Linked DNA regions of Homo sapiens: region 2 is linked to region 1. A link is a loop called in an ENCODE intact Hi-C map of the cell type or tissue named here. Cell type or tissue: Caco-2. All regions are shown on one strand. Links, peaks and the distances in the headings refer to the core of each region. The heading gives the core; the rest is flanking DNA. Region 1 holds the start of POU4F1 (POU class 4 homeobox 1). Region 2 overlaps OBI1-AS1 (OBI1 antisense RNA 1).

The links. Hi-C counts contacts between places; a loop is a spot of excess contacts. Peaks named below come from ENCODE experiments on the same cell type or tissue, not always from the same donor. Only the 100,000 strongest peaks of a DNase experiment are listed, where the experiment ranks them.
Region 2: it touches region 1 in a loop (7-fold over the local background); 3 of 110 quality-filtered maps call a loop at or near these places.

Annotation. Positions count from the first base shown.
Region 1 is chr13:78,599,137-78,611,268 of GRCh38, reverse strand. It overlaps POU4F1 (POU class 4 homeobox 1), which reads left to right and starts at 7,717. Exons shown (of 2, transcript NM_006237.4): 1 at 7,717-8,065; 2 at 8,718-12,132. The coding sequence starts at 7,943. The coding sequence ends at 9,854. OBI1-AS1 (OBI1 antisense RNA 1) reads right to left here. Exons shown (of 6, transcript NR_047001.1): 4 at 5,825-5,968; 5 at 4,059-4,297. LOC780529 (a long non-coding RNA gene) reads right to left here. Exons shown (of 1, transcript NR_158457.1): 1 at 11,650-12,132. RefSeq lists enhancers at 2,928-3,787, 3,788-4,649 and a silencer at 7,767-7,926. In Caco-2, for the core only: a CTCF peak has its summit at 5,777; DNase peaks (open chromatin) are centred at 5,788 and 7,638; H3K4me3 peaks cover 2,057 bases.
Region 2 is chr13:78,129,597-78,145,623 of GRCh38, reverse strand. All of the region lies in intron 1 of OBI1-AS1 (OBI1 antisense RNA 1), which reads right to left. Among named protein-coding and RNA genes, the nearest start is that of OBI1-AS1, 83 kb to the right of the region's middle. In Caco-2, for the core only: a CTCF peak has its summit at 7,777 (motif pointing left); DNase peaks (open chromatin) are centred at 6,683 and 7,693.

The DNA.
Region 1 (12,132 bases), core at 3,060-11,059:
TCTGACTACTAAACAGAAGCTCAACGGTGGGAGTTGTGTGTGTGCCACTTAATAGATTCACACTGACTCTGACATTTAGATTAAGTTAACCTTCCTGTCTTGGTTAATTTCACTAAGGCTATGATAGAAAAAGATGTACTCATGATAAGGAAGCAGACAGTTCATGTTTTTAGAAAAATATCTTTTGACTGCTTAAAATGCTTTGGCTATGGGAATGTGACAGGATGCTAGCAGTTTTGTTTGTTTTTTGGTCATGACTTAGTATTCATCTTTTATTTTTAAAATCATTCCATCCAAAAATGCCAAGTCTTTTTCCTGTTTTATGGAGTTAGCTGACACACAAAAAAAGAACATGGTACAGTAGTTTACAGTCCTTTAATTTCAAGTCGGCTTTGTTTCCCAATCATCTCTTGGCCATCTACATTGGTTTGAAAAGACTACTGAAAAAGACAACTTGGTCTTGAGTCTATGATGTTTCAGGAACTTCTTGTTTCTACTTGAATGGTTTTCAATGATTCAAAGTGAAATACATACACTAGATTTCTCCCCCTTTTGTGCCTTTGGATGGTATTTGTAGAGAGAATCAAACTGAGATTAACTGTTTATGGGATGTACTTTATTAGATTAGAAGGGTTTCCCAGAGCCTCATAAGAAGTTCTTTCATTCCCATTTGTGGGAGTCCTACAACACAGCTTTGGCCTATCACGATGTAACCTGATCCTTTTAATAATACTTGGCAGAGAAAACCTTTTAAGCAATGATCTGAGTGCACAGTGAACATTTATTGCCTAATTCTCGGAACCCCAGTCAGCTAGGAAGCATCTGTGAAGATGCAGATTTCTTTACAGAACCCACCTGGAGTGCAAGTTAGGGCGATCTTCAGTTTTATATGACTGAGACAGTCTAGAATGCCTTGAGTTGCAGCTCCACTTCAGAAACAAGGCAGATTCTTAGGCCTGCTATGTCTTTTTCTTGTCATTATCCTAGATTCTAAGTGTTGTGTCTTAATAAGGAGCAGACCTTCTCTAATAAATGTTAGCTTATTGGTGTGTAGAAGTGTGGGCCTTATGTGACGTTTGTAATTTGGGGATATAAAGATCCTTTTCCCAAGAGATATGGCTTGGCCCTTTACTGAGACTTACTGGGAGGTGGGAGGATGCAATTCTAATGCATTTTGATACTTACATTATTTGTGAGTAGAAAAATGCCCCTGTTGGGGATAGCGTGGAGCAGTGAGAAAGTCTGGCGTCTTCACAGACCTGTTACTCGTACTGGGTCTTGAAGGGTGAATAAGAGTTCTGCGCAGAAGAGGACACCTCTCCTGTGTGTCGGGCTGTGCTGAAGGATACGCCTATTTAGCCTGTGTCTCAGAAGAGGTGCTGAAGAAACCATTCCTTAACATCAGGGCTCCTATTTGAAAAAAGTTTTCCCGGATTGCTCCAGCCTGGGTTTACACGTTTGGCTTTGCTCCGCCTCCTCTCGGAGTCCCCAGAGGCTCTTGGGCTTGCCCCAACCTCCTGAGCCGGCGGCCTGATGGCGAGACAGTGGCTCCCTGGGCGCTGGAACGTTTAGGCGGTGGCGAGCTGGCCCATCATCTGTCCATTAAGACGAGACTTGACCTTTTGAGGGCAGGAAGGGGCGACCTCGCCTAACCCACCGGGTCATCTTTGTGTTCGGGTTGGGGAGATGGGGTCCGGCCCGCCAGCCTCGGCTCTGAGCCCTCTTCTGTCCCTGGGATTACAGCGAACTCGGCCTTCTCGGATTCCCGCCGCCGGTGCCCGCTCTTCCCTTCCCCTCTAGCCCCCACCGGACCCCCACTCCCCAGTCTCGGGAAGACAGACGCGCCCTAGCCCTTCCAGCCCGATTTTCCCACTTTCTCGGGGGCGCTCCGGGCTGGTCCCGCCCAAGCTCCACCCGAACGGCCCGCCCTGCGGTTTCCTTTCATTTTATTATTACTCGTGAAACCTGGCGATTAAGACGCGAAACCAACAAAGAGTTTTCTTTCCACCTTAACCTTGCACACAATCCTTTAACAAATTAATTAATCCTAATGAATTAACACTTCATTTATTTAAACGCGCTACAGTTCATGAATTAAATTTTCATGCAGTGATTAAAGGCTGTTAAAATATGCATGATTTCGTTAAAATTTTATAATAAATCAGGGCAATGTGTTACATGACAAGGCAACTATTTCCCAGTCCCTCGCAAGGGGCTTTGATTTGTGCGGGCGGCGGGAAGGAGGGGCGGCTGGCGGCGGCGCCGGCGAGCGTTGGAGCCGGGTGACAGGACCCAGCTCCGCACTCTCGGGTTTGGACTCGCGTCCTTGCGGTTTTCTCCACAGCTTCCAGACCCTTTTGGGGATCTTGCTCCTGGAGGCAGAGCGGAGCCTGCGGAGAGCGACAGGCACCCGCTTCCAGGTCCTCGGAGCCGCGCTTGTGGGGGCTGGGGGTCCCCTGCTGCCCATTGACTACCTCCACCCCGAGCGTCCGTGCGTTCTGGTGGCAGCAGACGGCAGGCGGCTATCCGCGGAGCAGGAAGGCGACAGAACTTCCTATGTCCTTGCGTGGGGTCATGGGCAGGCGTGTCTGTTGTGGAGTTTCGTTTGTTTGTTGTTGTTCTAACCCAGGACCTGGAAGCCCCTTCTCTGATCAGCGCCTTCTTCCAGCTTTGAATGCGGCAGGGCCCAGGCGGGGCGGGGACGTCTCTGCTCCTCCTGGGACCTAAATCACAGGAGTCCTTGGCCACGTTCAGCCATAAGACATTATTCACTTGGGCTGCGAAACTCCTGGCAACTATTAGGCAGGGGAGGCCCAGCCCCTGTTGGGACAGAGACGTAGTAGTCATGTGTCACCCGTAGGGCTTTCACAAGGTAGGTGGGTTTCATGTCCACGGAGAGATCAGGGTGGAGATATGTACATAGGTCTATATCTATAGATATAACGCCAAGAGTGACAATAGTCAGCAGTGAACTTTCCTGGGACGCATCATCTGGGTCTCTAGGTCATCAACGACATCTCAAGGTGGTCTGGTTAACGTCCAGGAAAATGTCCCCAAGGGAAGTTGCATTTAAATTAAACGACCAGACGAAAGAAAACTATATTTCCCACCAGTTTCCTTGAGAACCTCCTCTGCCGGTCCCAGCTGGAGCCCAGTCTGAATGCCTTAGAAGCAGAGATGACGACGGGCCCCAGTACCGCCAACCACTCCGGGCCTTAGGGACCAGAGGAGGAGAGAGGCCGAGGGAGCTCCGCAGTGCCAAGCAGAAAGGGAGGACGACGGTCTCCGGGAAATCTCCGAGCCTAAGCGACCCGGAACGTGGCCCGGAGAACTCCAACCTCAGCTCTGGGCTGGGTCCCGCGGGCCTCGGAGGGCAGGCCACTGCCCGGGATGGCCCCCAGTGAGGCCAGCGAGGAGCCCAGTAGCTATCGCCTGGGAGGTAGCGGACCAAGATGCGCGACACTGGGATCAAAGCAGCTCAGGCATGACCCTGGGAAGGCGGCCCAGAGGGGAAGCGAAAGTTCCACCGTCCTTTCTCCATTCCTTCCTCCATTCCACCCTTCAGTGTCAGAGCCCAGGGCGCCGGGACAGCCCAAGGGCAGCCCCTGTTCTGAGACCCGAAGATCTTACCCATATCCTGCTCCCCTGCTGTCTGCCCTTTCACATGTGCTTAAAACAACCTAAGTGGCCTCTAAAGCCAGCCGACCCTGGGCCCTGGGGGCTTCTCCTGCATGCAGGGCGCTGGCTGCGTGGTGAAATGTGCCTCCTTTCAAACTAAACAATTGCCTACGCACAATGTAGCTCCCCGAGTCTGCGAGAAACACAGCTCCGGCTTCGGCCACCAGAACCCAAGGTGGCCGGGCCTGCAAGTGGGGCCCGGTTTCCAGAAGGAGCGAGGGGCCCGGCCCCCCTCCCCTGTATACCCACTACCGCCACGCACTTATGTCGAAGTCCCTCAGACCCGATCCTGAGTCCCTAAACCCCAACAGACAACTCGGGTTCAACCCCTCGGAGGTGAGAAGGTGGGGCGAGTAGTGGCTGCGGAGTCAAATACTAACTTTCTCCGCACCCGGTCGGAAGGAGGATGTCAGTGCCCAGGTGGGCAGCAGCTATCAGGCGCGCTCTCCAAAAGTGGAGGATGGGAAGTTGGCGGTTCAGGTCAAAGGTGAGGAGCGTTCACCCCAGACAGTGCGGATCCTGGCACAAAACCTCTCCCGCCAGTCCTCACGCCAACCAACGAAGGTCTGCTCCCTTAGGTCGGGAAAAGGGCGCTGCCAAAGGAAACGGGAAGTGAGGCCTGCCAAAGGAGGAGGAGAAAATTAATTAATGAGGGAAAGAAATGTGTCTCTGATCCACATGATAGACTCCCTGTCCCTGGGGGCGGAAATTCCTTGGAAATCAATAGTTGTGCATTCATTATCCTTCTCTTGATAAAATGCAAAGCTATGAGATGAGGAGGAGGAGGAGATCTGTGTTGGTCATTAAATAAGAAGGAAAAAAAATTGCCCAGGAATCTATGCCAAGGCTCAGACCCCATGTGGGTATCATTAGCACAGGCAGGGGCCAACGAGTTACAGCAGTTGCCAAACCAGGAAAACAAAACAGTGACATATGGGTGAGCTGAGCCCAAGCCCACCACCTTTTCCTTTTACGCATCAGGAGGAAAGTAGGGAGAGGCTTGATATGGTCCAGGGAACTGCCTGCAGATGTGCCAGCATGCCCTATTCTTTAGCCTGGGCTGAGAACCAACGAGGATGAGGCATGATAACTGTCCAAGCATCACCCGCTCCATATTTCTATACACATCCCTCTCATCACACCTGTTATACCTGTGTCATAGATGCCTTTTATCCGTGGCTTCCCCACGCACATACACTGTCACCTCCTGCAGGGCAGGTACTCATATTGTATACCTCATTTTATCTCCAGTGTCTTGTACTGGGCCAGACTACCGCTCAGCAAGAATTTGAGGAAGGAAGATAAGGTAGCAAGTTAATGAGGGCGGAGTGAAATAATTGGCTCCTGAAAAAGAACAGGCTGGAATAAAAATTTACAGCTCTGCCTGGGGAAAACACACCCCTCCTTTTTAAGGAGAATGTAGACCCCCCCATCCCCCCACCCAGGGATCTTCCTGCAATCTCCAACCAGCCCTGGATTGTTGAACAGCCCCTAGGCCACCACCCCTCCCCCAGGCTACCCGAAACTGGCCTCTCTTCCTTCCTACACACGTGTTTTTTGGTGGGGTACTTTTCCTGTGACAAACTCTGCACTAAGTGCTATAGTGAAGATGGATGTATCCTAGATGGGCTTCCTATCCATGGTGGGAGGGGGAGGGAGGATTGTACCCATAGCCCTCATGTTTCTGGTCCCATCAAAACACCCAATACCCCAAGCAAAGATCTGGCCTCACCCCAAGGTGGGGTATTCCTGTTGTCGAAAGAGAGGTGAACAGGGAAGGAAATCTTGGTGGGACTAACTCCTAACTTCAGGCTAAGGTGGCATCTCTCCGCTGGGTTTAATGGAAGCCTCCCAGGGTTGGAGGGTGAACCGAGGTGCCTTTTGGGTACTCAGGAGCTCACCTGGCTCTCAGAGGCCCCACCCGGCCGCAAACCTGTACTGTTTACCTTTCTGTTGCTCCTGTACCCTTCAGGGTCCCTAAAGACCAGCGCTTCCTTGAGAGGGGAGGGGCAGGTTCCAGGCCCTCACCCTCTGTGGGGGCCTTTTCTTTCCCGTCAAGAGAGAGCGCAGGGAACGGCCACCAGGGGTGTCAGGAAGGACTAGGTTAAGCCCGGACTCCCGGTGTGATGACTACCGTAGGACTCACTCTTTCCCTCTAGCGACGTCCTGCTCATCGTCCACTCCCCGTTGAGATAAAGTTGCATTTAGCGCTCCCAGGGGACTGCGTAATGGATGGAACCAGCTCCTTCTCTCACCAGCAAGTGAACATCCTTCTCACTTCCCTCTGGAGCTAGAAGGAAGGGAGGGGGTGGGGGGGAACATGAAAAGAAAGAAAGAAAAAGCCATGGTGACGCCTGTGGGCTCTTCTTGGAATCTGAGTAGGTGAGTGGGTATGCTAAACACACATGCATTTGTGCAGAGGAAAGATAAAATCCACGGGAACGCAAATTTAGGTTTATAGAAATGAGATCTGCTCTTTGGTGGAAATACAGACTTCCTTGGTGTGGGAGAGAACAGAAAGATTATCTGATTTCTGCTTTCCATAAGCAGCCCCTTGCTGCTCTCCAGCTCTCTTACCGCAGATGTGATAACATCTGGGCTGTTAGGTTATTATCACCGCGAGCAAGTGCTCCTTCCCTGGGGACTTTGGCACCTGAACTGTGGCTCCCCTGGGAGGCTCTTGATCTGCTACCACATAAGGGCCATATAACAGGTTGGCTAATTGATTTATTCTTTTTAGGTCTTAATTTCACAATAATTTTTTAAAAATTTAAAAACTGGACCAGAGCTTGTCCCCGTTCTTTCAAATTGGCTTGATTTAATATTTTTGAATCAAGCTTTCCTGTAAGTTAGTTTGATCTGTCTCCTATTGAAAAAAATATATATAAGCAGGCAGAGATATGAGGCAAAAAGCCAAAAAGATGGAAGGGAAAAGAAAGTTCTCTTTTCAACATCTTATTCCCTTTTCTCTGAAGCAGTTTTCCTGGAGTTCCCAGCATAAAGTGTGTGTGTGTGTGTGTGTGTGTGTGTGTGTGTGTGTACGCTGAGGGGAGGAAGGATCCCAACTACACCCTGTTAACTGTTTTTTCCTTTTGATTACTAGAAGCCTTAGATCACCCGGAGCTCGTTTGAAACGTGGGTTTGTACACGGTTGAAGGAGACAAACAATAAGAGAAATGCACAATTTCATTTCAACAGCTTTTCCCGAGTAGAAAGCACACGCTCCTTGTGGCTCCTAAGTGGCTGTCACTGGCGGTGCCTGACACAGTTATATTCACAACAACAACAAAAAAGTATGCGGAGGAAATTAAATTATATGGAAATCAATAGCGTCTGACTGCTTCAAACAAATGTCTGTCACCGCGATTATTCTCCAGGAACCTATTTATAAACCTTTAAAGAAACAGGTTCTTGCAGCAAAAGACAGCACCTTCTGCATTTCTGTGTTGTTATTTATACTGTATACAGAGGAATGCGCGGGCATAATTTAACGTAGAAATGTCCAGCTGTATACATTATACAACAGCTTGTTAGGCATCCCGAAGAGGAGGAATGCCTAAGTAATGCTCATATATTCAAGGCTTGCTATCAGGGAGAAGAAACATACACACATACACACACACGCACGCACACACACACACACACACACACATAGAGGGGCGTGCGCGCATCTCGTCTTTTTTATTCTAAAAGGTGCCCACCCTTAGACAATAGCTGGACCTTCTGATCTTTCCAGACCACGGTGGGAAAGGTGAGGCGGGCAGTGCGCATGCCCGGGTAGCTACAGGTGCATCACCTGCGCTGTCCTTGCTGGTGGTCACTATAAGAGCGGCTCCCACGCGCTGGTCGCGGCCGGACGAGCGCGCGCGCGCGCAGACGCACGGGGCCGCCGAGAAGGAGAGCGCGCGTCAGACAGACGGAGACAGCTGATGCCTGTCAGCGCGGTGGGGCCGCGAGCTCTCGCGAGAGCTCCCCGGGACGGCCGCGAGAAGTGGGGCTCAGGTGTTAGAGGAGTGCATCCCGTCGGCGCGCGGGGCTAGAGCTGTCGGAGAAGCGGGACCGCGAGGCCGGCGCGCGGCGCTCTGCGCGGTCAGAGGGAGCGCCTGGCAGCAGCAGGAGCAGCAGCAGCAGCCCGCGGCGGGGCCGCCGCCAGCCGCCGCGACCGCCGCGGCTGCAGCCTCCGAAGGGAGGCCGGGTGAGCCGGCGTACGCACTTTCCCGCGGACTTTCGGAGTGTTTGTGGATATACATGCCAAGCCGCCACGATGATGTCCATGAACAGCAAGCAGCCTCACTTTGCCATGCATCCCACCCTCCCTGAGCACAAGTACCCGTCGCTGCACTCCAGCTCCGAGGCCATCCGGCGGGCCTGCCTGCCCACGCCGCCGGTAAGCGCCCCACGCCCGCGGCCCCGGCCCGCGCGCCCGCCCCTCCCCGTCTCCGAAACGCTGCATGTCGGGGGCTGGTGTGTGCAGGTCCCGGTGCGGGGAACTGCGGGCAGGGGGTGTAGAGCAGTCCCGCAGCGAGGCACGTTTTGTCCGGCGGCCCTTAATGTCGTGTTCCTGTCTGCCTCTGCCTCCGCGTCAGGCGCCTGCGATCGGAGTAGGGAGCGCTGGGGCCAGGACTCTCGACTTCCCTCTACTTTCTCTGTTAATTTCACGCCTCAGAAAGGCAGTCTCTGTGCGTGCTCGGGTGTGTGACACGGGTCCCCAGCTGCGAGTTACATTTCCATTTCTTCTTTTCCCTCTTTTTCGTCTCCCACGCCCGTTTCCGGAATGTGTTCTTGTGTCCCCCTTTCTCCCTACTTCTGTCCCCCTCTCCACGCTCCCATCCCTTCTCGTCTGCCCCCTCCCTGGTCGTCAATGTGCCCCCTCTCCGTCTTTCCCGCTCTCCACTGCCCCCAAACCCGTTGTTATTTTGGTTGCTTTGTGTTTGCCCTTCGCATGCTGTGCTTTCCGGCCTGTGTGTGTGTTTCTTCTGTTGTTTTGTTTTGCTCTTTTGGTTTTGTGGTTTTTTTGGTTTGGTTTGTGTCGCCTGCAGCTGCAGAGCAACCTCTTCGCCAGCCTGGACGAGACGCTGCTGGCGCGGGCCGAGGCGCTGGCGGCCGTGGACATCGCCGTGTCCCAGGGCAAGAGCCATCCTTTCAAGCCGGACGCCACGTACCACACGATGAACAGCGTGCCGTGCACGTCCACTTCCACGGTGCCTCTGGCGCACCACCACCACCACCACCACCACCACCAGGCGCTCGAACCCGGCGATCTGCTGGACCACATCTCCTCGCCGTCGCTCGCGCTCATGGCCGGCGCGGGCGGCGCGGGCGCGGCGGCCGGCGGCGGCGGCGCCCACGACGGCCCGGGGGGCGGTGGCGGCCCGGGCGGCGGCGGCGGCCCGGGCGGCGGCCCCGGGGGAGGCGGCGGTGGCGGCCCGGGGGGCGGCGGCGGCGGCCCGGGCGGCGGGCTCCTGGGCGGCTCCGCGCACCCTCACCCGCATATGCACAGCCTGGGCCACCTGTCGCACCCCGCGGCGGCGGCCGCCATGAACATGCCGTCCGGGCTGCCGCACCCCGGGCTGGTGGCGGCGGCGGCGCACCACGGCGCGGCAGCGGCAGCGGCGGCGGCGGCGGCCGGGCAGGTGGCAGCGGCATCGGCGGCGGCGGCCGTGGTGGGCGCAGCGGGCCTGGCGTCCATCTGCGACTCGGACACGGACCCGCGCGAGCTCGAGGCGTTCGCGGAGCGCTTCAAGCAGCGGCGCATCAAGCTGGGCGTGACGCAGGCCGACGTGGGCTCGGCGCTGGCCAACCTCAAGATCCCGGGCGTGGGCTCACTCAGCCAGAGCACCATCTGCAGGTTCGAGTCGCTCACGCTCTCGCACAACAACATGATCGCGCTCAAGCCCATCCTGCAGGCGTGGCTCGAGGAGGCCGAGGGCGCCCAGCGCGAGAAAATGAACAAGCCTGAGCTCTTCAACGGCGGCGAGAAGAAGCGCAAGCGGACTTCCATCGCCGCGCCCGAGAAGCGCTCCCTCGAGGCCTACTTCGCCGTGCAGCCCCGGCCCTCGTCCGAGAAGATCGCCGCCATCGCCGAGAAACTGGACCTCAAAAAGAACGTGGTGCGGGTGTGGTTTTGCAACCAGAGACAGAAGCAGAAGCGGATGAAATTCTCTGCCACTTACTGAGGGGGCTGGGAGGTGTCGGGCGGGACAGAATGGGGAGCTGAGGAGGCATTTTTGGGGGGCTTTCCTCTGCTTGCCTCCCCTCGGATTTGGAGTGTCCGTTATCCTGCCTGCATTTGGGGAGTCCCTTCTCGCTCTCTTTCCTCCACCCATTCTCTGATTTTCCTGCCTTTGCTGTCCCCTAGCCTTGAGGACTGGGGTGCTGGGTGTGGGGATTGGAGTATAGGGTAGGGGAGAAGGGGGGGAGCATTCGGGGGAGTGGGGAGTGGGGGGAAGGAAAGCGGAGACCCGAGCAGGGGTTTTAAGGAGCAGGATGGTTCTGGGGTTTGGGTGGGGGGAGACGCGGGAAGGGTAGGAAAATGGACTGTTTCTGACCAGAGACACTTACCTAAATATCCTGGGGACCAAGGAACTATGTACAAAAACAAACCTACCAACCACCAAAAACTAGACAAATAAAGACAAACTAAAACAAAACAGAACAAAAGCAAAGGAAAATGCTTTAGAAATTTTAACTCCGGGGAGCCATAATCTGCAACTTCATTTTCCCCCATAGAAGAGAAAAAAGAGCACCACCATTATTACCACCTCCCCAACCCTACACGCACGAACTGAGTCGAAAAACGAAAACCAAACGAGCGAGAAGTTGAAGTTCTGGGTATCAAAGCTAGTTGTTCTGTCTGCGTGTTTAATTTTTCCCTCTCTCACCTCCACCCCATCCATATCCTCTTTATTTCCTCCGTTCCAATGAGAGGCCTATGGCTGCTCTCCAATCCCGGGAAGTGAGTGGGAGCACAGCTGAAAAGAGAGGGTCAGGGGGAGGCTGGCTGCTTGCTTAGGTGGAATCCAAGTTTTCCCGTGGCCCTGCCTATACTCTGGTGGCCTGGTCCTGTTGGGGTGGGGGTCTTTGGAGAGAAGGGCATAGTCTTTGAGCTACTAAAAAGCAGAATTCCGGAGCTTCGAGATATCTTATTCTAGGAAAATGAAACAATTTTAACAACAGTTTTTTTTCCTCTTATGTCGAAGATCTAGTTTTAGACAATTTCAAAATAAGCTTTTCCCACTCATAGAACTTTAACTTGCCCTTTCAGTTTTATCTTTTTTTTAGAGAGAGGTTTAAACTACTGATTTTTCCTGTTGATTCAAATAGACTAATGGGGTGAAAGTTATTAGGAGAGATACTCTCTCCTGTTTTCTCCACTGAACGAGACTCATCTTGCTCTTCTAGGTCCCGTTTCTTCCTCTCTTGGAGGACATGAAATTATAGAAATGTTGAGAAGTTCCTGCTTTCTTTTGCGGTAGGACTTGGCTGTGAGAAAATCACCTAAATCCCAGAAAAGAGGAAGACAGATTTAAAGTGCCCCCACCCCCATTTGTTTCAAAGAGGTCTGCATGTTGGGCGAAAACAGAACAACTGTGTTTCCTTTTACTTGTTCTTATTATTCAAGAGTCATTTATTACAGGGGATAAATGTTGGGTAGCAAGAACTTTAATTTGCACTACCAGTCTCCCAAATAGAAAATCATGTATAGTATTTCATAGTAATAATCAGGTACCTTACAAGCTGCTGGTGGATTTTAAAAAATTAAGATAGTTGAAGGTGGTTAGGTAAAATGCCTGCTTTGTGTACAAGATACTCTTTGGATCTCTCGTAGAGATGGTTTGTTACCATCCTTTAATCATAACTAAAACATTGAAAACAGAACAAATGAGAAAAGAAAAAAAACCTGCCGATTAACAAGACTGAAATCATGCATGATCTGAAAGGTGTGGAAAGAAACACAATTAGGTCTCACTCTGGTTAGGCATTATTTATTTAATTATGTTGTATATCATTGTTTGCAGGGCAAACATTCTATGCATTTGAAACTGAGCACTAAACTGGGCTAGCTTTCTGGTAGACCGTTTTGTGGCTAGTGCGATTTCACAGTCTACTGCCTGTTTCCACTGAAAACATTTTTGTCATATTCTTGTATTCAAAGAAAAAGGAAAAAAGATTATTGTAAATATTTTATTTAATGCACACATTCACACAGTGGTAACAGACTGCCAGTGTTCATCCTGAAATGTCTCACGGATTGATCTACCTGTCCATGTATGTCTGCTGAGCTTTCTCCTTGGTTATGTTTTTTCTCTTTTACCTTTCTCCTCCCTTACTTCTATCAGAACCAATTCTATGCGCCAAAATACAACAGGGGGATGTGTCCCAGTACACTTACAAATAAAACATAACTGAAAGAAGAGCAGTTTTATGATTTGGGTGCGTTTTTGTGTTTATACT
Region 2 (16,027 bases), core at 4,634-12,633, 470 kb after region 1:
TTGTGGAATATGGAAAAATATTTTCCAAATTATTAAGAGACAGCCTTAAAGGATCCACTAAGACAAAAGGCAAAATGGACCCCTCATCCTCTGACCTGTGTAGCAATAAGCTAGGTTTATGGCTTGCCTGCTCACCTCAGGAAGTGGTAATAACAGCCATTATTTTCTGTGGAAGCAATGCCTGTAACCATGTCATCCTCTGATAAATCATACCAGTTGCATCTTATTATCACACCGATGGTTCAATTAACTCACATCACCACTCAATTTATCAAATTAAAAAGGAAGGGTTTTGTGTGTTCTAATAATTGTTTCATTAACATAAAACTAGTTAAGAACCAAGAAGCTTCAGATCCAGATTCATAATGTCTTTATGCAGTTTTGTTTTGATTTTGCTCTGATAGTCGTACACTGACACATCTTGTGTTCTATTAGTTGTCATTATTATTCTTTCATTAACATACATATGGCTATTGAATGTGGCAGGTTTTCATAGAAGACAAACACAATATTACAGAACAAAATGGTGACCATAATTTTGAAGATCTAGGCATGTTTTTAAGCATTACAAAAGCTTTAAAATAAGCATTGTCATCAGTTCAGTATGGAAGTGGTGTACTAATGAAAGAGCTACGTTAAACTAATATATTCAAGGACTTTTAAGATTAGAGAGTAAGGAATTTCAGAGTAAATTTTAAATGATTCTTAGAAATTTTTATCTAACTAGAACAGATAATTCTGTTGTTCTATATAAATAAATCAAGGAAAAGATATATTTCAGAGGCATTGCCCAGTGAAAATTAATTTTGGAAATTTTAAGTCAGATGGTTGGAGAATGTCAGCCATACTTTAATAGTTTCACAGCAACTTCTTCCAAGCAGAGTTGTACAATCATGTGTTTAAATTAAACTTATCACTACACACTAATAATAATGTTATATTGTCCCGTACTTATCAATTTTCACAACTCTTTCACATTATTTTACCCTTACAGCAACTACATAAGTTAAATATGATCCTTCCCATCTTACAGTAGGAACCAAGGTTCACAGGGGTTATGTCACCCAAGTTGAGTCATCCTGGTATGTGTCCATGCCAAGACTAAAGTATAGATGGTCTAGTTAAAAGACACTTGTCTTGAAATCAGAAAAACAGCTTCACTGTTTATTAATGGAGATATAGTTAAAATCTGATTGCCATGTTTCTCATCTCTAAAGTGAGGCTTCTACCACCCAACATAATGAGTGTGTTAAAATAAAATGTGTGAGTAAAAGCACTTGGCACATTGCATACACACTCAAAAAATATCCTTTATTTCTCCTGGTGTGATGCCTTGCTACCTTCTTTACTTACTTAAACACTACCAAATGGAGGTGGCCATGTGGGTCATGTTTCTGGTAACACCTACAACTGATTCTGTGCTGGTCTCTTTTTATCCTAATAGATTCCTCTGTTTATGGCAATGGTGATCATTGAGAATGGCACTTTGACCATCTCTACTTGGATAACCATAAACCCAAGATTCCTCATACAAAATTTATCTCATTCTTACCCTATTGGTTGTTATTTAGACTTTCTCTTCTCTAATCAGGCCATATCTTCATATAATTCAGAAATTTTAAAACAGCTTTTATGTTTTTTTATTTAATTCTCACAACAGCCCAGGAATACAGGTATCCCTTCTCTCAGTTTGGACTAATTTTATCACTATTATCATAGTCTTAGGGACTCAATCCCTGCTCTCAGTTTGGACTAATTTTATCATTATTATCACAGTCTTAGAGACTCAGAACATTCATACATTTTCACCTCTTCCCTACCTGGTTATCTGAATCCAATTAGGCATGAAGTCCTGTCCTGCCAATTTCAGCTTTGAATTGTCTTTCACATTTTATTCTTTCCGTATATTTCCACTTTCCCTACTCTATTTTAGGCCCTTTAGTTACACAGTTGGACTGCTGTAAAAAACTTTTCAGTTGGTCATTCTGCCTCCAATAACTCCCTATATCAACCTCTTCATGTTTATTCCTAGGTAAACCTTCTAAAATAGTACTTCAATCATGTCATCCCTATGCTCAGGGCCTGAGGGTATCTTCCTGTTGCTTTCAAGACCAAGTCTAAATTCTTTAGCACAGCATCAAAGATCTGTCCTCATTTTTGTAATTTTATCTCCCTGTGTATCCATATGAAATAGGTCTACTGTTATTTCCCAGAAACATCTTACAGTTGTGTAACTGGAATTTTATTCTCATCATATTTCCTTTTATATGTACTTTGCTTCTTCTCTCACACTTTTTCACTTTTCTTTTCTTTTTTTGAAAGAGGGTCTTGCTCTGTTACCCAGGCTGGAGTGCAGTGGTGCGATCTCAGCTCACTGCAGCCTCCACCTCTCAAGTAGCTGGGGCTACAGGCACGCACCACCACGCCCGGCTAATTTTTGTATTTTTAGTAGAGATGGGGTTTCACCATGTTAGCCAGGCTGATCTCTAACTCCTGATTTCAAGTGATCCTCCTGCCTCGGCCTGCCAAAGTGCTGGGATTATAGGCATGAGCCACAGCACCTGGACCTTCTCCCACACTTTCTAAAAGCAACTTGTTCTTCCAAGTCTTATGGAGATCCCACGTCTTCCATGAAGTCTTAACTAGCCAAAAGTGTTTATCTCCTCACCAGTTCAACTGATCTACATAATTTGTTCTGTGGACTATGCATACTTCTGGAGGCACATCGTTCATCTCTCTCTCGTGTCTTAAACTGGACTTTCTGAAACCCTGTCTTTGGCTCCTCATAGAATTAGCTTTTACATATACCTGCAGAGCTATCCTTACTCTGTAGTTCCTATGCTGGGGGGGGAAAAAGAAAAATCTATTGAATTTTGTATCCTCTCCAGATTCTGAACTAAAATGAAGGAGAACACAACTAAACCAACATCTTGGGCCATGGATTAATTAAAAATCTATTTTTGCGGATAACAGAAACCATCTAGGCTCATGAAACCCTTCAGCTTTCTGACATATCTGGAAACATTTTGATATTTATTTTAATTTTATAATTATCAGATGAAAAGTAAGAAAAACTCTCTACCTTTGTTAAGATCTGACACTGGAATCACACAGCTGGTAGCAAAGTTAGTTATCATCTAATCCAAATCTTAATAAAATGTTTTACTCTTCTAAACATGAGACTTCTATGATTCAGAAACACTGCTGTTGAATATGGAAACACAAACTACATAATCTAGATTATATTTTAGCAGAATAAAAACTGACATTATATATATTTTTTTATTCTGCTCTGTTTTCTTTAGTTTTCCTCCCACTTATCCGCTTCCTTCTTCCTTCAACTCCCACACCTGTAACCCCAGCACTTTGGGAGGCCAAGGCAGGTGGATCATGAGGTCAGGAGTTCGAGACCAGTCTGGCCAACATGGTGAAACCCAGTATCTACTAAAAATACAAAAATTAGCTGGGTGTGGTGGCACACACCTGTAATCCTAGCTACTTGGCTACTTGGGAGAAGGAGAGGCAGGAGAATTGCTTGAACCCGGGAGGCGGAGGTGGCAGTGAGTGGAGATTGTGCCACTGCACTCCAGTCTGGGCAACAAAGCAAGATTCAGTCTCAAAAAAAAAAAAAAAAAAAAACCTCTAAGGACTGTGAGTTTCATTAATCTCAAACTCCCATACTACCTAACACATAGAATGTCCCCATGAACACATGCAAATTAAATTGCAAACAACAATGCATCTAGCTAAACAAATAGAGAAGAGACGCTCAATTTATGCATCTTCAAAATGAAAGAAGATTATAAGCGTAAGCCACCGTACCCAGCCTATACCTTAACTGAAAGTAAGGTACTCTCAATTAAGGTATAGGCTGGGTACAGTGGCTTATGCTTGTAATCTCAACACTTTGGGAGGCTGAGGCAGGTGAATCACTTCAGCCCAGGAGTTTGAGATTAACCTTGGCAACATAGTGAAACCCTGTCTCCACCAAAAAAAAAAAAAAAATACAAAAAGTAGCCAGGTGTGGTGGTGCATGCCTGTAGTTTCAGCTACTTGGATGGCTGAGGTGGGAGCATCTCTTGAACCTAGGAAGTCAAGGCTACAGTGAGCTGAGATCCTACCACTGCACTCCAGCCTGGGTGACAAAGTGAGACCCTGTCTCTAAAATAAAACAAAAGAAGGTATAACTCCCTTACAAAGGACAAAAAAATCAAATTTTTATTTCTATCATGTAAACTCTAATTATAAGAGGGAATAATCAGCATCAGGATCTGTTACCAGTATTTTAATTTGTGCCAGAAATTAGCCTAACACTCAGTACTGTCTAATTTATTGAATAATAATGTCATAGATGGTTTGACTGCAGTGCAGCTATTCAAAAGTAAAAGAGAGAATAGTCAATGTAATTACCTAGTCAATTTAAGAAAAGACTCATAATTTTGTGTCACTTAGTTCTCATCTCTATCTTGAGCCGTAAAAGAACCCTTCATTATGTAAACTATGTTAACTATGACCAAAGTGGTTGACGATCCCAGACAAAGTCTATCAGATGAATCCCGATGCTTCCACATTCACTGACTTGCTTCTTCAAGGGTCACTGCTGAATAAAATACCTGGTGGGAATATTTCCAGTAGCTCTATCAAGATCATTTTAAGAATAATTTTAAGCCTGTATGTTAGATACTATTTTGACAAGTTGCTACGGCTTTGCTGTTACCCTGAATGTGCCATTTTCTTCACATCTCTCAAGTGAGAAATCACCAGAGATCTAACCAGTGATTTAGTGTTCATGCATGCCAGAGAGAGGCTTCAATGGTTCGTTAACGTAGGCTGATTCCTACTCCTGCTACCTTTGATTCTGGTTTTAATATAAGCTTCCTATCTGTGTGACTGTCACGGGCATAACCTGAGCACACAGCTGACAGCTGAGAAACCAGAAAGTTATTTTTCAATCATGTATAGGAAGCCTCATTATTTAGACCAAAATTATAATAATAATAAATGTAACTTCTTCATATCACCCAAGTGACTGTCTTGAGTGTTGTTTATAAGTCATTGTCAGCCTGTAAAGATCTCTCTTGTTACGTAGGAAATTAAAAGTGATTTTGTGTTAAGATCCCTTTTATACACTTATATTAAAATTCTTTTTCCAGAAGCGCTAACAATTATTTTGTATGACCAATAGAGAATTGCAACAGTTTTTGTTGTGTTGATACTCAATGACTTATGATGCTGAAAAACTAGTGAGGAAACAAAATAAGATGGCCAAAGCAGGCAATCTGGATTTTATGTATCAAAAACACTTGATGGTATGAGTCTTCCCAAAGAAGCAGTGACTCGCTTAGTGGATAAACCAAGAAATAATGAAAAGGAATAGTGTCATAAAAGATGCCTTTAAAATCCATTTGTATCTTGTCCTCAATAGCAAAGTACTGCTTGGAGTATTTTTGTTTTGTTTTATTTTTTAACAGAAGGGATGAAAAGGTATCTTTTTGTAGTAGCTCAGTGAGGTACCTCAGAAAAGTTGGAAATGAGCCTAAGGCACTAACACTCGTCCAAAGGTCCCTGGCCTAGCAGCACAAGCAGGGTTCCCACTAGGCCCAGCACTCATGAGATTTGCATTAGATCTCTGGGCTTTAAAGCACACAGGCAGCAAAAGATCGAGGGGCTGATATACTCTCACATTTCAGCACTAATTAGATAAAAAAGGGAAGGGCAGGGCATGCACCATTGTGTCCTGGAACAGAGAGAGAACACTAGTGAAATCTGAATAAATGCTGCAATTTAGTTAATAGTATTTTACCAAAGTTAATTTCTTAGTTTTGACAAATGTACCATGTTGACATGAGAAGAAGCTGAATGGAGTGTTAATGAGAACTCTCGTACTATCTTTGCAACTTTTCTCTTAATCTAAAATTATTCCAAATTAAAATGGTAAAAAAAGAGAGCAAGAACAGTGGTTCTTGATTCCTCTTCAGCTACTGGGTTGTGGTTATAGGAGACAGGTAAGAGCTATGATGCAGTTATCACTCAGTAACATATCCCATCAGCACATACAGAAATTATAATACCAATAATTTACATAACTGAAGAAGTAAAAGACAATTGGCTATCATTAGGCTGATTCACATAACCACTCACAAGAGTTTCATTTTCCTATAACACTCTAACCCCATCATTTTGTCTGGAAAAGATAAGCTCTATGCTCTAGGTCACAATTAATTAAATTAATGAAGAGTCCATATTTTATACGAGCCATTATTCAGAACATGATAGGTTCTGTGACTATTTACAAATTAGGGAAAATATAAAATTGACCCTATATGCAACCATTAAATAGAGATGTAATGTTTAGAACATTCAAATTCAACAACAACAACAAAAAACAACTTCCAGAGAAAGATTGAAATTGTCCTGAATTATTCTGTTGTCCAGATCTGCTTTATCATTGCTAGCTGGGGGATTTTTGCAGACTTCTTAACTGCCCTATGCTTCCATTTCCTTACCAAAAAAAATGAAGCTGCTAATAGGATCTGGGTCCAAAGTTTGACAAACAAAAAAGTGAGATAATGTAGGCACATTCTTGACAAAGTAAGCATTCTGTCACTTTTTATTAGGGTTTCAACATCACTTGGAATCCCAGGGCTGTTCACACAAAGGCTGCCTGTAAAAGCAGACAGTACTTGGCCAGGTGCGGTGGCTCACACCTGTGATCTCAACACATTCGGAGGTCAAGGTGGGAGGATTGCTGGACACAAGGAGTCCCAGATGTGCCTGGGAAACAAAGTGAGACCCCCATCTCTAAAAAAAAAATAATAATAATAAATAAAATAAAATAAAATAAAATAAAATAGAAAAAATTGGCTGGTCATGGTGATGGGTGTCTGTAGTCCCAGTTACTCCAGAGGCTGAGCTGGGAGGATAGCTTGAGCCTGTGAGGTTGAGGCTGCAGCGAGCTGTGATCATGCCATTATACTCTAGCCTGACGGAGTACAATGCCTCAGAGTATTCTTTTAAAAGTAGACAGTACACAGACAGACATTGGTCTAAACTTCAGGCCCTGAACTATACTCTGTGTTTCTTTTAACTAGCACAAAACTGCTGATAAATAGGATTGCTGCATGAAGCAAGCCAATACAGTGGGCAGATGTTAGATGAGTTCAAATTACAGCTGAACAAAACTTAAGGTATATTTGAATGCTGAGTTCTTCATATTTTTTCATATTTGTCTCAATCTTGTGGTACTCTGTAAAGCTAATGGTCGCTGATAATGCAATGAATAATTTGCCATTGTAAACTCGAGCTGCAAACTGAATGGATAATCTGTCCACTTTCTGTTGCTTGGGTTAGGCTGGTGTGCCAAAATAGAATATAGAATTTGTAGATAATATATACAGAACTTAAAATTTTAAGATAAAGAGATGATGCCAGTATTCTGCTTGGGACATTAAAGAGTAGGTGTTTGGCTTTCTGGGTGGGTGGACATATGCTGCTCGGGAGGTCACCACTTCCTGAACTAGAGAACCTTCAGAGGCATCTCTAACCTCCAGGGGCAACGTCACAAGAGTTTTACATGCTAATTGGCAGACTCTGAGGTCACTCCCTAAAGCACCACTTCCTTGTGGAATGTAAAGACAGTGTGCCAGGATCAGCCAGACCACCTGTGGGCGGGTGAGGAACAGTACTGGGGTAAATGTGGAGGCACCAGCTCTTAGAGCCGTCTCTTCCCATCCTGTTTGTAGCTGGAATGCACAGCCTTAACATACTATTCTGCTTAATCAATTCTGCCATCTAGTGGCTACTTTCTACCCTACTACTTTTCCTTTCCGGCTTTCCCTGTCTGATACAATCGAGGGACAGATAAGGATGCTCAAAGCCTGGGATGCCAGTTAGTAGTGGGTGGGGAAGAGGGGGAGGGAAATTGCAACCCTCCCATAAGAAAAGTAATCATTGGATGAAAAACAGGAGAGGTTCTTGGGGACTTACCTCCAGAAAACCAAGCATATAGGAGTCATGCTGGGCTATGTGGCTTCAGATCAGCAGAGAGAACAGCAGGCTCAGAGACCACATGTTAAGCAAAAATCCAAAAATCTTCAAAGACCTTCCAATGCCAAAAACCTGTGATGAAAATCCCCCTGGGTCTCAACCACCTTTGAAGGCAGCCTTTGGTTAGCCCTGCCCCCTCCTTTCTCTGAAAGCTGTGTGTGCCCCTACTCTGGGCCCCAAGCTGGTTTTTTTTTTTTTTTTTTTTTTTTTTTTTAAGAAAAAGAAAGGTTATTTGTACTCCTGAAGACATACAGGGGAGAGATGCGATTACTTATAGCTCAAAACCCTTCGCTTTTGAATGCAATTTACTTACCTTATGTCTGCAAACTCTGATACTAATGGATCACCATATATCCTAATCATCAGATTAAGATAATGCACTAATAAAGATACCATCTGATAATTGAGACTGCTGCATGTTTCATATTGCCATCAGAGACTAAGTGTAGAAGTCTTTGGGATGCAGTATTGAGTGAGGAAGTAATTATTTCCATGATTGCTGATGCTTTTCCAGAACACTGATTTTTTTTTAAAAAAAAAGCAGTGAAACGTTTATTTGAAGATAAAAATAAAATTTTGTTATGAACCAGTATATTAGGATTTCTCACAGCATTTCAAACAAACATGGAATTCAATAGGAACTTTATATATTTGTGTTACCACTGACCTGAGAGCAACCTGAAACTTTCCCCAAGAATCAGTATGTTGAATGCTGCAAAACAGAAACCTTTGTAACATTTTTCTTGTTATAAAATAAATGCCAGTTATTGGTGAAACATTCAAGAGACTAGAGAAAAGTATAAATTAAAAAATGATAATCAAAAAAAATCAATATCATTTTCGCTCCCTTGACTTAAATATTGTTGACACTTACATATTTTATACTAACCATTTGATTGCCTTAGTACGAGGCAGTTATTTTTGTTTCTGCTGACTTTCCCTTACGTAGTTTATAATTTTTATTGTGAGCTCATCTTAAGTTGGTATTTTATTATTGTTGTTGTATTATATGATTGTCTCCCCTGAGGGGGTGTTTTGTACCCTCTTCTTATGGAAGACTCTCTATATTTGCTTTTGCAGAATGCCCCAGAGACTTTGCTGGTTTCAGATATTCCATTAGTTTCTCTGCTCAGGAATCATATACAACATGGATGTAAAAATTTGGACTTCAGAGTAGAGGTTTTGATTTCTCCTGAGAGGTTTATTTATTTGCCTATAGAAAAGCTTTCTTAACTTTTCCCAGAACTGTTCTTTAAGAACGGGGCAACCCTGGGAGGCGGAGATTGCGGTGAGCCGAGATCGCGCCATTGCACTCCAGCCTGGGCAACAAAGAGCGAAACTCCATCTCAAAAAAAAACAAAAAAAAAAAGAAAGAAAGAAAGAAAGGAAGGGAGGGAGGGAGGGAGGGCGGGAGGAAGGGAGGGAGGGAGGGCGGGAGGAAGGGAGGGAGGGAGGGCGGGAGGAAGGAAGGAAGGAAGGAAGGAAGGAAGGAAGGAAGGAAGGAAGGAAGGAAGGAAGGAAAAGGAAAGGAAAGAAAGGAAAGAAAAGAAAAGAAAAGAAAAGAAAAAAGAAAAGAAAAGAAAAGAAAAAGAAAAGAAAAGAAAAGAAAAGAAAAGAAAAAAGGGGCAACCCTTCCAGGCCTAACTTTATGTCTTGGGCCTCATGGCATGGCTTCCCTGTTGGATGTATATTTGATTATCAATATCCCAAGAACCAGAGCCCTAATTCATACACTTACATTCTGCCTATGGTTAACCTCCTTGACTCTGCAACTAGACATTCTCCTTCTAACTCATCTTTAGATTTTTACTAAAGCAATATTGTTATATTTTATATAGCATTTCACAAGTTTTAGTGGAAAGTGGCTCACATTGCGTCAGTCTGCCATATTGCTGGAACTCAAGTATTTTCCTGTCTATGTATACTGTTTCATATAGCTGAAATAGTATACCACATCCTCACACCAAATTCTCCCTAAATTAGAGTAAAAAATAAGTTCTGTCATTCAAACCCTTCAAAGCTTCCAGGGTTAAACTCCTGCTCCATCTGTTCTTTTACTTAGAGACATCCAGCACTACCATCTGTTTTGAACATGTTTTATAGTAAGTGTTGTGGCCACTGATAATTTATACTTATTAAGAATCATTATAATATAAAAATACCGAAATGTAGAAATAACTCACTTAACATTCTTACAACAAGGCACTCACCACGCAGTTGTAGAGAGCTGTAGAGTATTATATTGAAATCCATGAACTCAATATTTTAGATCTGAAAACTACCTTAGAAACCATTTGCAGTAACCAACTCTTTTAATTGAGAAAACTAGGCCCTAAGAGTTCAAGAACAACATCCTAAGGTCTCTGCAAAACCTCTAGCAAAATGGCACCAAGGCACTGTGTACTGTTCAGAGTCAACTCAACACTCCAAAGTAAAATAAGTATCCAGATAATCTCCTTGTTAAACTTATTAATAAACCTTAAGGTGACTATCTGGAATGAACAGTTATTAGCTGGGTAGGGTGATGCATGCCTATACTCCCAGCACTTTGGGAGGTCGAGGTAGGAGGATGACTGGAGCCCAGAAGTTCAAGACCAGCCTGGGCAACATGGCGAGACCTTGTCTCTACAAAAAATAAAAATACAAATTTTAGCTGGGCGTCGTGGCTTGCACCTGTAGTCCTAGCTACTCCTGAGGCTAGGTGGGAGGATCCCTTGAGTCCAGGTGTTCAAGGCCACAGTGAGCCATGATTGTGCCACTGCACTCCAGCCTGGGTGACAGAACAGAACCCTGCCTCTAAAAAAAAAAAAAAAATTGTCTATGTAACTTATGACACTTTTCATTTTAATGTTGTAATATGTTAGAGTCCACTCACATTGTCTGTAGTTCTAACAGTTCCATAATTTACTTTTAAAATTTCAACATAATTAATGGAATCCTGACTAATGCCAAATAATAATGGTTTGTAAATGAATACAAACCATTTTGCAGCTACAGGTGTAAATGTTTTATCAACATTTTATTATGTTGCTAAAATCTCTGAATATATGAACCACATAAATTTTTTCTTCCTCATTTTATTCTTTGTTTTACTTTTATGTCACTTGTGTTTCTTTTTTAAGTTTTATTTATTCCAATGTGGATTTTATGGGAACACAGAATGTTTTGAAGGTGGCTTGACAAGCTAGAGCAGTACGTTTTGCTGGAAATGGTACTTTAACCCCTATTGCCCTGCCACAAGAAGATCATGGATCTCAGTGAGAGACGTTTTTGTTCACAAGGATCTCAGGATATTTTATCTTTTCCACCAAGTGACTTGATCTTTTTTTCTAGAGAATTTGAAGATAATTTGTTAAAATTTTTTATTGGTAACTTTTTGTCTGTAGACAAATGTAAAAACCCTGTACACATTTTCCTAGTATGTCAGAAATATAGATGTAATATTAGCAACAAGGTTTAAATAGATTGACTCTTAATTCTGAGTATCTGAAAAGAATACATAAACAATGATTTTCCCAAGGGCCAATGCTAATGTTGGGTTAGAATGACAATCTAAAATTCATTTGGTATTTAGATTAGGGTAGATATTAGTTCCTCCCACAAACACATAACCCCCTGGCAGGCATTTTGAATTTACACTCATTCAAGAGGTGATATTTAAGATGTGATGTTTTCAAAAACTGGCACAAACATTAGATAACTACTATGTCAAAAGACACATTGATATTAAAATGCTACAGGAGGTCTGGCTCTCCAAGCTTTGGTTTTGGTAAGCAGTACATGCCAGATGTTTCAGAGAAAAGCATAAAATCTACATTATGTGCCTAATTGTACTATATTACATAAGAGGGACGGAGATTTTTTCTTTCCCCTGACTGCAGCTGGTGATAACAATATGCCCCGGAGCATGAAAGAATCAGGCACCCTGAATACAGGGGCAGCTCTTCACTGTGCTTCTTCTGGAAGGGTGGGGAAAAATTTTAGCTTCAAAAATCTCCACATACACAGACAATAGCAAATACTCCTAATATAACAAGGTATATGGATAGGGATTAAACTACTCGACCAATCAGAGTAGACCTCTACTGTAGGGAATGAATTGGAGAAAGAACTTGGCAGTAAATCCTATACTATTGCAGATCTACACACTATGGATAAACTATCTCCGTAAGGGGATATGACTGGGACTCCGAAAAGTCCCTGGCATTAATGAGGATCTTGCCTAGTTAAAATATGTCATAGAATTAAGCTGGTCCCAATAGGCTTTTTTTCTCTCATTATGTCAGAGGCTGGTCATACAAAGGAAGGAGTGGAGGAGTGAAAATTGTTAAAATGGAGTAATCACATTTTGCCCTTCAAAACTTAAATCCACTATTGACCAATGAAAAGATAAAAGGAGCAGAGCCTTTCAGTCTTGCTACCTTCTACATTCCTACCTAGAAATACAGTATTTCTATATCAGCAAAGAATACTACCTAGGCATAGGTCTATTACACTTTATTGTACCTTATGCATAATTTTTGGATGTAAAATGTTTGGAGTTACTCTCGCATTTTTCTTCCTGTTAACACCTATCACATAGGATGTCTACTAGGCAAGTCAAATCTTTAGAGCAAATTACATTCCATATACTATATTCAAATGTGTAAGATAACACCTGTCTCCAAAAAGGAATTGGGTTATTACTAAAAGAGATTTATTAAACTGAAGTCTTTTCTTCAAAAAAGTATTTTTTCATTCTAAATCACTATCATATAAAATTATACTTAAGTAAATACCCAACTCCTAGGAACTCAAAATTGTCAATCTCTACTCATTTATTGATTGATAGAATGTAGCTACTTTTTTTTTTTTTTTCTGAGATGGAATTTTGTTCTTGTTGCCCAGGCTGGAGTGCAATGGCGTGATCTTGGCTCACCGCAACCTCGGCCTCCAGGCTTCAAGCGATTCTCTTGCCTCAGCCTCCCGAGTAGCTGGGATTATAGTCATGTGCCACCACGCCTGGCTAATTTTGTATTTTTAGTAGAGACAGGGTTTCACCATGTTGGTCAGGCTGGTCTCAAACTCCTGACCTCAGATAATCCACCCGCCTCGGCCTCCCAAAGTGCTGGGATTACAGGCGTGGCCTCTGCACCTGTCCTGTGGTTACTTTTTATTCTGACATTAAGAGAGAACATCGCAGAGTGAAGACTTTACTTTTAGTACTTCTTTAACAAAATAATTTTGATCAAAACAGTTACAGAATTTTGCAATATCCTGTATGCCATCAGATAGTAATGGAGTCAGCATGATAGACAGAAGTCCTATTTGTCTTCCTGAGATAATCTTTTACCTGTCATTGGTTTACATGTTCTTATGTCTCTTTCTCATCTTTTCTATTTTCCTTCTCTCTAAGTTTTGTCTCATTCTCTTGTACCAGAATCTCCAACTTGCCTTTTTATAAATTTAAAAACTTACTATTAAAGAAATCTGTAGAGTATATACATTAGATTGTAAACTAACTTTTTTGGCAACTTAAAACATGATTTTGTACAAAATGCAAACAACAGTTTTGTGTAATGCTGCCATCTAATGGTGCCCATGATGCTTGACCCCTCCATACTTAATTAAATAATCAATTTAATGGAAGAACAAGATATTAATTAAGACATAATCCTTAGATTTTCACAAGTTTTAGAAAAATCTATATATATATATAATGCATAGAATGAACACTTTTGGAAACAGTGTTTTAAGTTGTTGGCATATTTAAATAGTGGATTCTTTTATAGCTGATTTTAATGTCAATCCAGTTAACTCAGACCATTTAGTTTCATGGTTTATATTCTGATAATTTCTCCCTCAGATAAAGACAAAGACTTTCAATAATTGTCAATCTAGCCATTAATTTTATAATTCACAAGCAGCATACAAATGTATTTTTTTATTGTGTGTATTTCCTGAGGTTTACATAGGGGCTGGCCTTGACCCACAGGTGTTTCCTTTTAAAGAACAAATCTGTGTGTTTTTCAGTTTTGCTATATTGTATGAAGCCATAATCTTAAGGAGGGAAAAAGGAACTGCTCAGCATTAGTCCTGGAGCTGCTACAAGCACACTGTACTGCCTTGGCTGAGATATTTACTTCTCTGAACTTCAGTTTTCTTATTCTTGATTGAGAGAATATAGTAGCTGATTTCTAAGTTTCTATATCGTTTCCAAAGTATGTTATTTGAATGACGTCTCCAACTAAGACGCATGTAGTATTATAGTTTATTTCCATGTTATGGGCACAAAGTTTTTACAGCCATAGCTCTGTTTTTCACCATTGATACAGCTAGAGGTGGGAAATAGTGACAATTATTTTAAAAAATAAATTATATTAGGTTGGTGCACAAATAATTATGTTTTTTGTCATTGCCATTGGCAAGGTTATCTGATACTACAGAGAAAAGGAAGGTTGTCAGATACTGCAGAGAAAAGCAATATGTTTTGCAAACACACATTCACTACAGTAGAGGTCTACTCCAGTTGGCTATTTTAGTCCTCATAAGTAAGTATTATACCTAGCTATTAAGAACACTATTATCCTTTGTTGTTAAAGTAGTCTATCATATTATCTGAGAACATAAGCAATTATAAAATCTTTTTTAACCAAGAAGAAAATATACACAGAATAAATATGAATTAATAAGATTCAAATAATATGTAAGACTATGTATTTCATATAGATGGGGTATGCTATGTTCATATCACACGTGCGAAGAAACAAAAAGGCATCCTAATTATGCTTACATATTACATTTCTGGTCTAGGAGCACTTTACTGTAAGTCACCACAAATATAAAATAGCAGAAAGAAGAAAATAATATACTGTCAAGACAAGTCAGAATAAACACAAGAATACAATAATAACAAGCCAAAATCAGGATCACAGAAGCTCATTAAATCTGATGGACACAGGAAACCGCCCAAAGTACAACAAATAGCCAAACTTGGAACCACATTGACAACATTCTCTAATTTTATTCAAGCTCCTAATTAAAAGACTTCTACTTAAGAAATGAACCTAATATTTTTGTATTCATCTTATAAGGGTCAGTAGTCTCAAACACGTAAAATTATTTCTTAAAGCAACTTACATGTCTTCAGTTAATACCTTTACTTATTAAGAAGACAAAAAAGGAGAAAAGTGACTGTATAGCTTCAAAAATTTTCACACAGGCACACAGGGAGAATCCAGGTTTTATTTTTGTTTTTGGTTTTTGGGTTTTTTTTTTTTTAAGTCTAGTTACTGTGAAGATAACAGAAAAATGCTGGGAAAGTTGGAATTCCAGATTAGGAACAAGTTCACATGCTCTCATGCTTTTTCTCTCTTCTTCCCTCCCTTCCTTTCTCCTTTCCTATTTTGCCTTTCCTTTTGATAATTTTCAGTTATATTAAAGAAAAATTTTAAAAGTTCTTAAGGAAAATATAAAATAAGAAAATCCCATTCATTCAGGCTTCTCTGAGAGCTAAGTATCAGCTGAGAAGAAATACTCAGTCACTCTATAGTCCCGTTATACATCATAAACTCTCACGTATTTATAGTGAAATAAAAATGTTTACTGCCTGTCTGGATGCATTTCCCAGAAAAGGAGAAACCAGTGTCTAACTCAGAGTGCTAGGAATGTTATCTGATACTACAGAGAAAAGAGCAATATGTTTTGCAAACACACAAGTAATAAAATACTTGAGTAAGTTCTGAAAGGAGAAAGGAGAGCTGGAGGGAAGAGGCAGGGCTAAAAATCATTAAGAAGATTTTGGTTATAAACCAGAGCCCGATCTGCACACCAAAAAAAGAAAGAGTCTCAGAATGGTAAGATTAAAGTATCTTAGAATTTGGCAGTCATTAAAAGCACAATTTTGTGTTCTTGGGGTGTTTGTATGTCCTATTGTGCTTTTCTGACCTAGATTAGTCTAGTTACTCAGAACACAGCAGTATAGCTTTGCAATAACATTGCC